Linked DNA regions of Homo sapiens: region 1 is linked to region 2. A link is a contact called in ENCODE Hi-C data. All regions are on one chromosome and are shown on one strand. Each heading gives the region's core, a stretch centred on a gene start or an enhancer-like site at or near the end of the contact. The rest is flanking DNA. Distances are from core to core; before and after follow the strand shown.

The links. A loop is a pair of places that touch in the nucleus more often than their neighbours do. Pooled maps may share reads with other maps.
Region 1: a loop to region 2 is called in a pooled map, with 4 times the contacts of the local background. The contact joins the promoter of STAT4 here to the promoter of OSGEPL1-AS1 in region 2. A Hi-C loop is called at or near these places in 4 of 50 pooled maps.

What each region holds. Positions count from the first base shown.
Region 1 is chr2:191,149,132-191,153,558 of GRCh38, forward strand. STAT4 (signal transducer and activator of transcription 4) reads right to left here and starts at 1,863. Exons shown (of 24, transcript NM_003151.4): 1 at 1,816-1,863. RefSeq lists a silencer at 1,503-1,552 and enhancers at 2,023-2,072, 2,203-2,282.
Region 2 is chr2:189,761,374-189,765,846 of GRCh38, forward strand. It overlaps OSGEPL1-AS1 (OSGEPL1 antisense RNA 1), which reads left to right and starts at 1,407. Exons shown (of 2, transcript NR_102429.1): 1 at 1,407-1,619; 2 at 3,482-4,183. It overlaps OSGEPL1 (O-sialoglycoprotein endopeptidase like 1), which reads right to left and starts at 1,419. Exons shown (of 9, transcript NM_022353.3): 1 at 1,312-1,419; 2 at 47-287. The coding sequence starts at 267. It also overlaps a transcript of ANKAR not described here and a transcript of ORMDL1 not described here. RefSeq lists enhancers at 902-1,061, 1,348-2,094.

The DNA of each region.
Region 1 (4,427 bases), core at 613-3,112, 1.4 Mb after region 2:
TGTTTTCTCAGCAATTCTAAGTCAAGTAAAAACACCAAACCCCCTTTTACATGATTAATCACCATAACATTTCAACATATCTCATAGATAGGCTAAGGTTTCCTTTTGCCTATAGAACACCAGGGTAATTTCATATATTTCATATACATATTCTTTGGGTTTTAAGTAGAATCATTTTGAGCACCTTTTCCCTGAGCTCCTGGTAAATGACTTAAAATTTATAAAAAAACGTGTTGCCAATGTTTTGCTAAAGAGAAAGCAAGTGGGAAAAGAAGTAATGTTTTATTTGCATATCATTTTATATTTATGAAAACCTTTACACTTTACAATTCTAGGCATATTGTAAATGCTCAATCAATGCTTGTTAAATGAAGAATGAGTGGCACTCCTGACATTGCTATGAATATGGTAGGTGGATATAAGTAGTATGTCAACTTTAAAAAGGAAAAACTTGAAGATCAAATAGGCGAAATGACGCCTGCCTAATGTGTGAGGCTTCTAAGGGACAACCTGAGGTTTCCTGAGTCTGAACCATTTGTTTTTCCAGATATCGGATGTATATATATTCCATCGGATGTGTATATATTCCACACAAAATTGGAACATTTGTTCTCATGCTACTATCAACATTGTCCTATCTATCAATTTATTTTAGTTAATGACAACAGAGAACATGAGTTGAAAATAGCATTACAGTTTTTCATCATACTATTGTTAAACCCCCGCTATGATTTGGATGAAAAATCTATTTTCTAACTAAAACTTACAGGTAGATGGGAGGAATAAGTTCTAGTGCTGTAACACTAGGATGAATATGGTTAACAATAACTTAGTGTATATTTTCAAAAAGCTAAGAGGATTTTGAATGTTCACAACACAAAGTAATGATAAATGTTTGAGGTGATGGATATGCTGAATATCCTTTGATCATAACACATTGTTCATATTTATTGAAATATCACTGTATATTCCATAAATATTTACAATTGTGTGTCAAATGAAAATAAAAGGAAAATTAAAAAAAATAAAAATAAACACCGAAAAAAATCACTACTAAGATCTGAGTCTTTCGGAGAGCTGAATTCAAAGCTGAAAAAAGGAAGAAGAAGGAATACATAGTCCTAGGACATTTTCTATTGCAGCCTCTGGGAACGCCTTTAGACATCCTTCAGCAGGTTTCTTTGCTTTCACTCTCTAGGGGCTACTTCTTTCTCATGAAAACTGTGACGTTGCTTCTGAAAACTCAGTGCCTGTCTGTCCTTTTTGCGTGCATTTCCTAGAAGATCCCACTAAAGGGGCATTTTGTCCCACCGTCTGTGAGCTGGTGGTGCCGCTTTGGCTCTGTGGCCTGTAGCTTGCAAAAGGAGATGACCTGCCCTAAAATGTCACTCGCGCCCATCAAAGCCACAGTCACCGGCTGCCGTAGCTGCAAGCTTTTTTCTGAAATCCAGGTACGCTAATCTAAAGTCAGACATCACAGCTCTAGAGAAGCTGGCTAAGAAAGTGAAGAGGGGCTCACTTTCAGCCTCCGCGAGGACACACCTCCGCAGCCGCCGCAGCTCCCCTGGCCCCCGCAGGGAGATTCGCCCGGGCACCGTGGCGCGGGCCTGCGGAGCGGTTTCCGCGGAGAACCCGTGCCAGGGCGCATCTGTGGGTCGTGGAGTCGGGCGCTTCCTTCTATAATAAGCCTCCTCAGGAAGGTTAAAATGAAGCAATTGTCAAAACGCCAAGGGAAAGCAAAGCTTCAGAGTATCCTGCATAATAAGCATGTCCTCCTTACAAGAGGCAGCCAGAAGGTGTGGTCTGGCCACTTACCTAGCGCTCTCTCAGCACAGGTCCCAGGCAGTGCTCAAGTCCAAAGTCAGAAGCGCCCCTCACAGTCCCTAGGAGAAAGCCGCTGACGCCATCATCAGTAGGGGATTTGCATTTCTCCTCCCACTTGAGGCTTTCCTGTGCGTCAGTGTTCGAGTCTCTGGGACTTTACTTGGGTCAGTTCCCACCCACTCTATTCTAGAAATGCTAACACGCAGAAACTGCCAGGCTGGAGCCCCTTCACCGGGCGTCCTCTTCCCTCTTATCCCTCCCAGCGGCTCTCGCAACTGCAGGTGGCTCAGCAGTGCCAGGAAAAAGGGGAGGGGCGGGGCATACATTTTCTTCAGTGGTTTCCTTAGACAATCTGAGATCCTCTGCAGAGTTACTTACCTGGAGCCCAGTTCTTCAGCTTCCTCTCTCCCTAGTATAAGGCTCCACTCAGCCTGGTGAACCACCCCTGGGATGGAAGGGATGGGTAGCCAGGATCAAAACACCAAACTCATAGACCTTACTGGGCTCCAATTCCAGCGGGGTCCGCTCACTCCGACGAGGGTGACCTGACCCAGAGGGTTGGGCCAAGTCCTGGGTAGGCCACCAGTGCTTGCCCTTCCTGACCTAGCCTCCTCCTACTCTCCTTGAGTAGCCTTGCCCCTGGTTGCTACGGTGCGTTCTTCTCCCTTTGTGACATCAGCCTGTTCTAGAATCACAGAGTTGGAGGAAGTCTTGGTCCCATCTAATGCTAAATCCTCTTTCATATCTGAAGAGACCCAGTGAGGTGACCAAGAGGACTCAATAAGTTAGCCACGGAGCCCGATAATAGCCCAGGTGTTTCCCTTCCCACTTCAGTGGTCTTTTCATTTCATCTCCTTGTAGTTAGCTCTTAACCCCTTGATTCACAGTAGGGGTTCAATAAAATAAAGAGAAGTCCAGGCGTGTGGCTCACACCTGTAATCCTAGCACTTTGGGAGGCTGAAGTGGAAGGACTCCTTGAGCCCAGGAGTTTGAGACCAGCCCAGGCAACACAGTAAAATCCCACCGTATATTAAAAAATCAATAAAAATGTTTAAGAAAGTAAAAATAGTAAAACAAAGACAAAAATAAAGACAGACAGACAGACTGAAAGAAAGGTAGAAAGTGTCACTCAATTTGGTTATACACATGCTTAGAGCAATATACCAAGGTGAAAGGCCTGCCTCCCTCTTCCCTGACGGGTTTCACACAGGTACACCCTCTGGATTCTTCTCTCCCAGGTGACATTATCATGTGCTTAAACTTACCACCCACCCCCAAATAGGTCAATCAATCCAAAGTCACACTTTCCATATCACTGTAAATTTCCTGGTTAGGTAGGCCTGGTCCCCACTGCTTGTTGAGCAGGCAGTTTCCAGGAGCTTATGCTGCTCTGACCCTACATAAGAAAGTGCCAATTTCAGGCTATTCCATAAGCTACTAAGCAAAGTCTGATTTTCTTCTGGAGAAGCTGTCACTGCCTATAGGAAAAAAATCCAAATTCTTGGCAGTTTAAGTTCTGTACAGTTTGGTCCCAACCTATCCAGGAAACTTTTCTCCCCTATAAGAGCCCATGATGTGACCCAAGCAGTCACCTCAGCTGCCCAGATTAACCTCATATTTCACTACCGAGGCTTTCTTCAACTGGATATTCCTCCCTGAGCCTACCTACTTAGTGAAATCCTATAGTTCTCAGTGAAGACTTCCCGATGACCTGAACCCACAGCAATGTTTCCCTGCTCCAAATTCTTCATACTTCCTGTCCAAACCAGCGCTCTCCAAGAGAAATAAAATGTAAGCCACATATGTAATTGTAAATTTTCTCATAGCCATATTAAAAAGGAAAAAAGCACAGGTGAAATTAATTTTAATATTGTAAATAACCCAATATATACAAGAATCTTAACATTTTGGCATATAATCAATATAAAAAATTATCAATAAGATACTTTGCATTCCTTATTTCATACTCAATCTCTGAAGTCTGGTGTATATTTAGCACTTACAGGGCATGTCAGTTAGGACTAGCCACATTCCAAGCCACATATGGCTAGTGGCTGCCGTGTTGGACAGTGCACATCTAGACCACTTATTTAGCACTTTTCACTTCCTGCCTCATAGTGTTAGTCACACTGGTTTTACATGTCCTTATCATTATCATATTCAATTGTTGAGTGCCTGCTGTACAAAACAGAGTTTGTTCTCCTCCTCCTTTTCAGGGCCTTACCTTGCGGCTTCCACAGCAGTTTTTAAACCTTTTGTTCTCAAGATACCATTATTCCCTTAAAAATTGTTGACAAACCCAAGGAATGTTTGTGTATTACTGTTCTGGATGAAATTTTTATTTACTGTGTTAAAACTTAAATCTGAGAAAAAATTAAAATATGTATTTATTCCTTCAAAATGACAATAATAAACCCACTCCATGTTAAACATGTTTTAAGAAAAACAAATATATCTTCCAACATGAAAAACGTAATGAGAAGAGTGGCATTTTAAAAATCTCTTTAATGTCTGGTTTGAGAGAAGACAGCTGGATTCTCATATCTGTTTCTGCATTTAATCTGCTGCAAAGTATTATTTTGGTTGACATATTTGAAGAAAGT
Region 2 (4,473 bases), core at 157-2,656:
TACTTTTTCCAAAAAAGTGGAAATGACTAAGATAATGTCTACTTACTTTAAATGAACTTCAGTTTGGGAATGTATTGCTTCTCCCAACACATTTCCAGTTTCATCCACCACAGCAGCTGCTGTATCATCACAACTAGTTTCAATTCCCAATACTATTTTATGAAGAAATAGTGTTCCAGGATGAAAATTAAAACTTCTTAAAAATTCATAAACTTTCCTTTTTGATGGTTTAAAAAAAACTCCTGCAGTCTTAGTCAAGATTAGCATACTTACTCTATAGATAATTCCTGAAAAAGAATTACAGAAACAACTTATTATTTGCAACTGACATTAGCCAGCTTATTTTTCAATATATAGTTTTACAGAATTACAGGAAAGTTTGTAAAAGTCACCAAAAGTTTGTAAAGGCTATAGCAACATGGGAATATAAATAATATTATGAATGAATATAATGTTCTCCAAGGGGGAAAACAGGGGTCAGATATAAAATTTTTTAGTATTATTATTACTTGCATGCTGTTCCTACCAAAAGACTTACTATTAAGACAGCTAATATAAAGTACAATAATTGATAGAGTCCTCTGAAAAGTGCTATTTATTTTTTGACAGCTAAAATTAAGACAAAATGTGGATTTTCTAAAAAGAATCAAACAACAAAGGCAGATGGAACAGATAAAAATACTGTTAATGTATTCCATCTCCTAAAAACATCTTTCAAAATAAAACTGGATCATTTGGTTCAAAAACAAGAGTTAACATAAACACACACACGCCAACTGCAACCTAACACCTATTTTATCCTTAATTGCAATCTTTGGAATTAAATCTCCACTTTTTGCTACAGGTTTTGTCATAACAAGGATCTTCCCAAATCCTTTTCCCCCAAAATAATAGCAGCCCATCACTAAAGCACACTAGTATTTTCACACTGCGAAGCACCTAATTTTATGCCCCCAGATCATCCGTTCTAAAACTTTCTGGGTGTTAAAGCAGGGCCTTTCTCCACCACACTAAAGGGACACGGCATCCCAGGGATTAGAGATGAGCGACCTATTTGCAGAAGGCAGTTGCGGGCAGTGCAGCCCAGACAGACACAACCTAGAGGAATTAGATTTGCATTAACAAAATCTGGACAAGGAGGATTGTACGAAGCACTACCCTTTCGGGCCAAGAAAGCTGCAGGCTGAACCCACGTGACTTGGGTAGCGCTGGTCTCCTGTCGGCTGTAAGGCGGCGACGGGCGCAAACTGGAACCGCTTTTCCAGGTGCGCAAAAGCGTCAGTGGGGTGAAGAGTGAGCAATTTCACCCACCTTCCACTTGGGCGGCAGTAGCTAGCACTTGTCTCCTTTCCCTACTAAAGACTGTCGACTGCCCTTATCGCTGCAGGAGAAAGCCCGAACCTGGCGCCCGGAAGTGATGTCATCGGAACTGTGCAAGGTCCCGTCCAGAGCTGGCTGCTGTTCCGCTAGCGAGCGGCATGCTTAGTGAAGAAAAGCTTAAAGGCCGTCTTTGCCCAAAACGCTCTCTGTGCGCACCTGCATTTCCCCCAGATTTGCAGGTGATGAGAGTTCTGTAAAATTACACAGCTAGTGACTGATCCAGCGGAGGCCGAATACAGGTTTGTCTGACTACACAACATCAAGTTCCAAACACTAAGCTACATTAAAAAGAAATTTTTTTTTTGCCCTTGGCTGGAATTTGGTTGCTACTGTGAGAAAAGGATGGGGTAGATTATTCGTCATTCATTTTTAAGGGAACTATCATCAAATCTAAACTTAGGGGTGAGGTACCTGATACTTTCATCGGAGAAATAGGATGGAATCTAGCGGCGCCCCCTAGCAGGGTTACCAAAGAACGGAAGTGTTTCTCATCGGACAGTGTAAACCGTTTCTCCCACTTCACTAGGAAGAAAGGGGCTGGCTTATTTTTACAATTAAAAAAAAAAAAAATCGGGAGACTGAGGCAGGAGAACTGCTTGAACTGGGACCCGGGAGGCGGAGGTAGCAGTGAGCCGAGATCGCGCCACTGCACTCCAGCCTGAGCTACAGAGCGAGACTCTGTCTCAAAAAAAAAAAAAAAAAAAAAAAAAAGGCTGTGGTAAATATTCAGTTGCCTTAAACCATCCTATTTTCATAATGCATTATGTTGTCCTTCCTTACTATGTACATGAAATTCAGCATGGTATGTTTTCAAAGTCTTGCACCTGCTTTTTTTTTTTTTTTTCTTTTATTGGTTTGTGAACTTTGTTTTGAACATTGGACAGATTTATTCCAAGAGTCAGGCTTTTCCCCTGCTGGTATTTAAGATTTTAGTAAGCAAGGACCTTAGAATCCACTGTTGTACAGGGCTGGCATATATACCTGCACTTTGCACGTTGTGAAGCTCTGGGTATAAAAGATGAGTAAATCCCATAACAACATGTTGGGAAGCCACAGAGTACAGTCTAGAGGTGGATACAGATAAATAAGTAAATAATTACCAGAATATGGTTGAGGTTTTTTATTTGGAACTTATGTTTTTCAAAAATTTCATTTATGTGTAACAATAATGATAAAGTGGCACTATGTACCAGGCACCTGCTGTAGATTAATTTCTTTCAAAATCCCATGAAATAGTTTCTGTCCTCATTTTACAGGCAACTGGGCCACAGAGTTTGGGTGCTTTGGAGGTCACACAACTAGGAAAAGCAAAGCTAGGATTAGAAGTCAGGACATCTGGCACTGGAGTCTGTTTTCTTAACTGCTAGAAGAGAAAATAACTCACATTTTCTCTAGGGTGCACTGTTGGCCTAAACAAGGGAAAAAAGAAAAATTAAAACCTAAAAGTTAAGAAAAATTAGTCATACGGTTAGAGAGGTCAGAGCTTATTTCTGTTATACACTGGAATCCAGTTTGAACATAAAACCTTTCACATCAGGTATTATTTTTCTTACAATTCCAATTATGTTCAGCAAGTATATCCCAATGCTCTTCTGTGCTGTCAAGACAAGCAAGATCCTATTGTGTGTGCTATCATTGGTAGATTCCTCGTCTAGGCACTCTTGGCCAGTGTTGAGTCCGAATGCTGTTATTATGTGAAACAGGAGAACTCTAGGGCACATTAGTATGGAATTTTATCTTTCCCTTGACCGAATATATGTAAAGTGGCACTTATACAAGTCCCATGTATTTAGCAAAGATATACATTTTTTATGTTCTCTATTGTAACATAGGAGAGGGTTATTGGGGGAAAGGCATGTATGCTCTCTGAGGCCTGTCTGTACTTTTATGCAGATAGTTAGAATGCCACTCATGGGCATTCTCAAAAAATATGGCCTATGTAAGTTCAACATAAATCGAGAGTTCCAGCTGAATCTAGATATGCTTATTTGGTCTCAGATATTGTGTGTCTAGCTTTCCATTTGTAGCCTTCAGAGGAAAATTTTATTATTAATACATATTATATATTAAAACATATAAGAATCTTTCTTTTTTTTTTTAGATGGAGTCTCACTCTGTTGCCAGGCTGGAGTGCAGTGGTGCCATCTCAGCTCACTACAACCTCCACCTCCGGGGTTCAAGCGATTCTCCTGCCTCAGCCTTCCGAGTAGCTGGGACTACAGGTGCCTGCCACCATTCCCAGTTAATTTTTGTATTTTTAGTAGAGATGACATTTCACTATGTTGGCCAGGCTGGTTTTGAACTCCTGACCTCGTGATCCACCTGCCTCAGCTTCCCAAAGTGCTGGGATTACAGGCATGAGCCACCACGCCTGGCCCAAATCCTATTTTTCAATATTTATTTCCTAATTATGTCCTACTAGGTTAGGTTTTATTTTCATTTGTTACATATTTATTGGGTTATTTCCTTTATGCTAGGAACTTTATTAGTATAAGGATACAGATAAGGTCCATTCTCTGTTCTCAAGAATCTGAGTCTACAGGCAGAAGACAAAATGCAGTACAGAATTATGGAAATGTGAATGGAAACTGCATTCAGAGAGGGGTATTGCTTGGGAAAAGCCACATTGGCGTGCCACAGATGTATGCCAGCCTGGCAGGCCCATAGTGTGATTACTTGAGTTTCAATATCTGATTCTTTTATAGGCTTGAAATTGGTTTATCAGGTCTGGAAGTGACTGGACTCTGGAGTACTGAGTTACCCACCACAAACTGCTAATAAAATGCTGTGTAAAAGCCATTAATACTAATGTATTATTTATGAGAAACACAATTATGGGGAAGCTAGGATAGTTGAGTTTGCTGGTCATTATCTTCCTTGTATTGACCAAATTACAATGAAGGCTAAATCCAAATTATAATCAGAAGATTGCTTGGTAAATACAGAACAGAAACAATAGAAATGTGTGTGGTGCTTTTAATGGCTAGTATTTCAAGCCTGATGCAGCCCTTTCCACTTGAGTCACATTGTCTTACATTCTTTGACTTGGCTAGTGCTAAAAATACATTGCCATTTTACTTTCTCCATTTTTTT